2 separate regions of the Homo sapiens genome follow, and region 2 is linked to region 1. A link is an interaction called in ENCODE POLR2A ChIA-PET data of the cell type or tissue named here. Cell type or tissue: Panc1. All regions are shown on one strand. Each heading gives the region's core, and the rest is flanking DNA. Links, peaks and the distances in the headings are about the cores only.

Region 1 (3,029 bases), core at 307-2,806:
GTTCTCTGACCTGCGGTGGGCCCATGTGAACAGCATTTCTGGTGTCCAGAGGCCACCACTGGTGGAAACACTCCACACACGACAGCTGGGCCTCAGCCAGGCACCAGTCGGGGCCTCACTAGATCCCGTCACGCTAGATCCTGTCACATCGCTGAACGGGAGATCCCAGAATTGGAGCCGACTTCCCCCAGGAGCCGGGTCCAGCATGCAGTCATGCTGCCAGTCCGTGGAGGCTAAACACCCTAAGATCCCTATCTTACTGCAGGTGTCCCCAAGACACCCACAGCAGATGGAAGCTGTTCTGGGACTCCGGCCCCACCCAAACTGTCTACCCTGGATGTCTCATTCCAGGACATCACGCCCACTAGGACTGTGTCCCTGCAGGGTCCTACCCAGGATACAACAGCTGCCCTGCACCCTCCCTCCCTCTCAACGCATCCAGTGGATGGACCAAGTCTTACAGACTCTAGACCTTCCAGCATGAACCAAGTCAGAATCACGGCACTCTGCTCCAGTTTCTCAGTCACAAATCTAGCCCAGAGCTCCATCCTCTTCCTGTTCTGAACCATCAAACCATCTTCCCTTCAGAAACCTCCTGCCGGTCCCTTGGTCAGCGTCCCTGGCCTGTGACGCTTCCTCCCTGCTGCAGATTGGCTGAGGGACCCTCCACAACATCTCTTCCCATTGCCCTTGGGACGGAGTCCATATTCCTCAAGACAATTCACAGTCAAGATGATGTGGTCTTTAACGGCTTCTCAAACATCAGCTCTTGGCTACCACCCAGACACCCCTGCCATCCCTGACAGGCATGTGCACAGACACTTGCACATGTGTGTGTGCATTTGCATAGGCTCACTACACGGGCACACTTGCAAACGTGCACCTATACACAGGCGCACTTACACGTGTGTATATTCACATATGCATGTATGTGTGTATATACACGTACACTCAGGCACACTTACACACATATGCACTTGCGACACGTGCGCTCACACGCATGAACACACAGGTGTATGCACCTCTGGCTTCAGCAATATGAAATTTCCTTAGCTCTCCTGGGCTCTGACCCACTTTTCTGCTGCTTGGATTCTCACCTAGCTCAGGCTAGCTCCTCCATAAGGACGAGTGTCCTCACCAGAGTCCTTTAAGAGCAACCTGGAAAGGTCATCCGGTCAAACAGGATGGCTCCAAATGAAGGCCTCACAGGCAGAAAAAGCAATAATAAAATCCGGCAATGATCACTAAATCCAGTAAGCAAGGAAATAAATATAAATAGAATTACATCCAAATAACTGTGATCTACACATAAAATAAACATGCGATCCTTACCTGTCTTGAAATAAAAACTATGTCATGTAAAAATTAAAAATTAACACTAATAGACTAAAAAACAACAGCCAAAAAAGGAATGACAATAGCAATGTGGGGAGAGGGAGGAGATGGGGAAAGAAGAGGAAGGTAATAGAAGTGTTCTAACTTCTTTCCCAAAGGGGAAGTCAAATTGTATTACTACTGATGTTGATACATTAATACAGCTTTAAGAAAACATTATAAATACCGCCACTAGTGGAAGCAAAAGCATTATATGCTTTCTATATGCTTTCTGATTTTAATAATTAAAGGACAAGAAATATAATTCATATTCCAATAAAGAGAAAAGAAGAAAAAGCGAGGAAGCACAAAAGTTTTTTTTTTCTTTAATTAGGAAAGAAGACCAAGTAAGTCAGTTTCAGAAATAAATATTAATGGAATAAACTCACTTATTTAAAAAAAGACTCCATGATAGGGTTAAAAATTAAATTGACTATTTGCTCTCTGCAAAAAAAAAAAAAAAAAAAAAAAACACCTATGACTGAGGAACTCGGAAAAGCTGGACACGTAGAGAAAAATATATCAGAAAAGTACAAACAAAAGCAACATGGAAAAAATATACCATTAAAAGTTTAATGTGTGGTCAAAAAAGGCAATTAAACAAAAGTAGTTGGCTGGGTGCGGTGGCTCACGCCTGTAATCACAGCACTTTGGGAGGCCAAGGTGGGCGGATCACGAGGTCAGGAGATGGAGACCATCCTAGCTAACACGGTGAAACCCTGTCTCTACTAAAAATACAAAAAATTATCCAGGCTTGGTGGTGGGCGCCTGTAGTCCCAGCTACTTGGGAAGCTGAGGCAAGAGGACGGCGTGAACCCAGGAGGCGGAGCTTGCAGTGAGCTGAGATTGCACCACTGCACTCCAGCCTGAGCAACAGGGTGAGACTCCATCTCCAAAAAAAAAAAAAAGTAGCTATCTTATAATCATAAAGGGTAAAGTAGAACTCACAAAGAAGATGTAATTGTCCTAACACTGGGTTGTTGGTTGTTTTTGTGTGGGGGGGGGGGGGGCTTTCTTTTTGAGACAGGGTCTTACTCTGTGTTGCCCAGGCTGGCCTCAAACTCCTGGGCTCAAGCAATCCTCCTGCCTCAGCCTCCCAAGAAGTGGGATTACAGGAAAGCACCCCTCCCCCAGCTGTAGTTATATTACACTTTTAAGTCAAATAACACAGAATAACACAAACACAGAATAAAATGCATTTAGAAACAGCTACAGTGAATACCTGAAAAGACAAACAGAGAAAAATGATCTGGAAGAATTGGCAAATCTCTCGTAAGCATGGCAGATTAAGTAAGCAAAAGTAGTAAGAAACAGACAGCTTGAAAAATAAAGTAAGGCTTATCTAATATATGAGTATCACACTCCACAATTTGCTATTTTGCTAAATTGGCAATAGAACATCAAATGCCTCCATATTAACCACAAGGAAGGCTCTAAAAGTTCCATAAATTCAAAACAGTACAGGTCCCAGGAGCTCCATAATACAGTACCATGACACTAAAAATTAACAAGCAAAAACAAAAACAACACTCATAGAAGTTCAGCCATTTGGAAAATTCTAAACTCTCTGTAACAACTCCTGAAACAAAGAAGAAATCAAAGTGAAACTGCAAACTCTCTTCAAAGTACCAGTGTCAAAATTTATGGTACACAAG
Region 2 (2,713 bases), core at 214-2,713, 590 kb after region 1:
TGCCTTTAGTTTAGCCCCACGATTAGTCAACTCTGGCGGGAGAAGAGGTGGAGACTGACTCCTGCCTTCCTTCCCGCCTGGTTTCTAAGGAGGAGGACAGTGTGTGCACTACCTGTGGGTGTGTGGGTCAGAAAACGCTTAGCAGCAACTGGTCTACTGAAAAATGGCCTGCTTCCCCAAAGCTTGGACAACGCCCAGTTCTCTAGGTTGTCGTGCCTTAGAGTGTTTTCTTCCTCCTTTTGTAACTAGGCAAAACAGTCTTAAGCATAACCAGAAAGCTGTCGAAAAAAAAAAAACAAATCACAGAAGATATTTGAAAGTGTGCTCTAACGAGTTATTTACTTAGATTGAAAACAATCCTTTGGTGAGATTTTTACCAGAACATGAAGGGCAAATAAAACTTCAAAGTGGATTGCTAAGAGAATGACTGGCTTTGGCCTTCACAGAGACGAGGAGGAAGGCTGCGTGGTTTTAGTTGTCTGTTTGTGGTTTTGAGCACTCAATGTGTGAACCATAGCAATAGCACCTGTGCCAGAGTCAGCACCTGGCACAAACTTCTCAATGCGCCAATCAGTCTTAACTCGGGGACTCTCTTATCAGCTGAAATACAACACTATTGCCTTTCGACGTTCACAGAGATCTTAGGTATGCGTGTCCTGCAGAGTGGTTAGCTAAGGATGATGGCTTTCTGCCCATTTCTCACATTCCTCGCTCATTCTTCTGATGCGTGGATGAAACGGCTGCCAAGAACCTAGAGATGACCATCACACGATCACGGTGACTTGTGCTCACGGGACATCAGGAATGGTTTCCCAACGTACTGATGGGATTTACTATCATGTCAAGGAAAGACCTTTTCCTAAAGTAGGTGGGAGCTGCTGCTCTCATTTAGAGTCACTTTATACATTACAATTTTAAAAGAAATTGCATATATGCCTCCAAGGTTATACAGCCAAGACTAATAGCCAAGATTATTTTAGTTTCTTTTCCTTCAGCACTCTGCGCCTTTAGAGTAGAGTTCTGTGTGCCCCAGGAAAGGGTCAGGCATGGGAAATTATTAAGGTCAATAGCAAAAGCCCCACAGTTCAACAGGCCCTTCCAGGTCGGCATCACTTGGGATTGTTGCTGCTAAATAATGCGTGCAGAGGCCTCCTGGGCCAGCCTCCCCTAGGGTGGATGAAATGAGGATGCCTGGACCACAAGCTCCTCCCACTTCCCCCTTGGTTTTGACTCAACCTGAATCAGGCATCAGCTGCAAAGGCCTGAAGGTGACTCTTGAGAACTGCTTCCTCGGCACACTCACGGGCAGAAAGGCTTGGAATGTGGGAGCTAAGTTCATTCGGCAGATATGCGAGCCTTGCTCCGGTGTCCAAGGACCTGGGAACACCTCAGTAAACACAACAGGCAGAAGTATTGCTCTTCCTATCAAAACACAACCCACGTTTGTGAAATGATGGAAATATTCTGCATTTCCATCATTTCCAGTAGTTTTCACATTCAATCCTAGGTAATAACTCTCTAAACTCAGTATCTCTTGGAAAAGATTAAGGAGGGCTGCGTTTGGAAGGGCTTCAGGAATGATATCATCTTGATAGCGTAAGGAAAGGGCTAAGTATAGAAGACCTTTTTATGTTATATTGTATCCATGCTGTATATATACCTATACATATGTGTGTGTGTGTGTGTGTGTGTGTGTATGTGTGTATTTGATGGTAACAGAACCGCTGCCATCGTTACGAATAATCTCAAAAGCAATTAGCTAGGGGAATAATGATAAAGATGATGTTTGCTTAAAAAAACAGTAGGCTTAGCCAAAATCATTCTAGAACTCACTTTTATTTATGTGTAAAACCTAAATTTGGACATTTGTCTTCGTGCTTTTCTATTACGTCTTTATATATGTAGCTGAAATGTATGAGTAAAGAGATCATCTAAATGAATTTTTATTCTAGAGTTTTATAGGCAGATTTATTCTTAAAACCATCAAGGCTGGGACATCCCATTCAAACTCATAGATTGTCTATTCTACGAAACCCTAAGTGTTCTCCAGAGTGCACGCTGCTGCTCCTAGTCATGGACGCGGCTGCCTTCAACTCCTTCCTCTTCTTCCTCTGCCACTGAGGATGGAAACCCCAGTACCTGAAGGCGGTGAGTTATGCTCAGACATGCCTCCAAGAAAATTCCTATAAAGAGCATAATAAAGTATGCAGAAATCAGCAGAGCACTGAGTCCCTTTTGCACTTGCCTATCTCCTTTCTAGTAAAGGAGTCCTCATTGCTTTCAGTCTCTGGGCCTTTGAGTTATGTTGATTTTCATGGACGCTTAAGATATTGAAACAGTCGGTAGCACTAAATCTGTTTTATGTGTGTTTGCTCAAGAAGGATGGAATTGTAGAAAAGAAAGGACTTTTGAAAAAGAGCAAGTTAATCACGAACAAAAAAAATCGGCATAAATTATCTTGTCTAACAGCTGAAATATAAAGAAAGGCCTTTCCATAAATAAGCAAAGATCATGCTAGGGAATGTGGCCAGGAAGCCTGTTTGCCTTGAATGTTGTCTGTAACCTACAGGGTGGCCTGATCTTGGGGAAAGGGATGCGTATTTTAGTAGCCACAAAATCACTCCTTTTTCCTTCGACCTATAGTGAGTTCTCAGGATCTGAGCACATTTCATTCCACCCCTTTTCCTCTTTGCTTTAGGAATAGATGAAGAAA

Evidence for each region. ChIA-PET counts read pairs that join two places held together with the same protein. Peaks named below come from ENCODE experiments on the same cell type or tissue, not always from the same donor. Only the 100,000 strongest peaks of a DNase experiment are listed, where the experiment ranks them.
Region 2: POLR2A ChIA-PET joins it to region 1 with 14 read pairs; 1 of 35 experiments calls an interaction of 5 or more read pairs at or near these places.

What each region holds. Positions count from the first base shown.
Region 1 is chr18:76,471,534-76,474,562 of GRCh38, forward strand. All of the region lies in intron 1 of ZNF516 (zinc finger protein 516), which reads right to left. Among named protein-coding and RNA genes, the nearest start is that of ZNF516-AS1, 19 kb to the right of the region's middle. In Panc1, for the core only: no CTCF peak of the experiment used is centred there; no DNase peak of the experiment used is centred there.
Region 2 is chr18:77,062,228-77,064,940 of GRCh38, forward strand. The region is part of intron 3 of MBP (myelin basic protein); the gene reads right to left. Among named protein-coding and RNA genes, the nearest start is that of MBP, 69 kb to the right of the region's middle. RefSeq lists enhancers at 987-1,076, 2,492-2,713. In Panc1, for the core only: no CTCF peak of the experiment used is centred there; a DNase peak (open chromatin) is centred at 1,214; H3K27ac peaks cover 1,340 bases.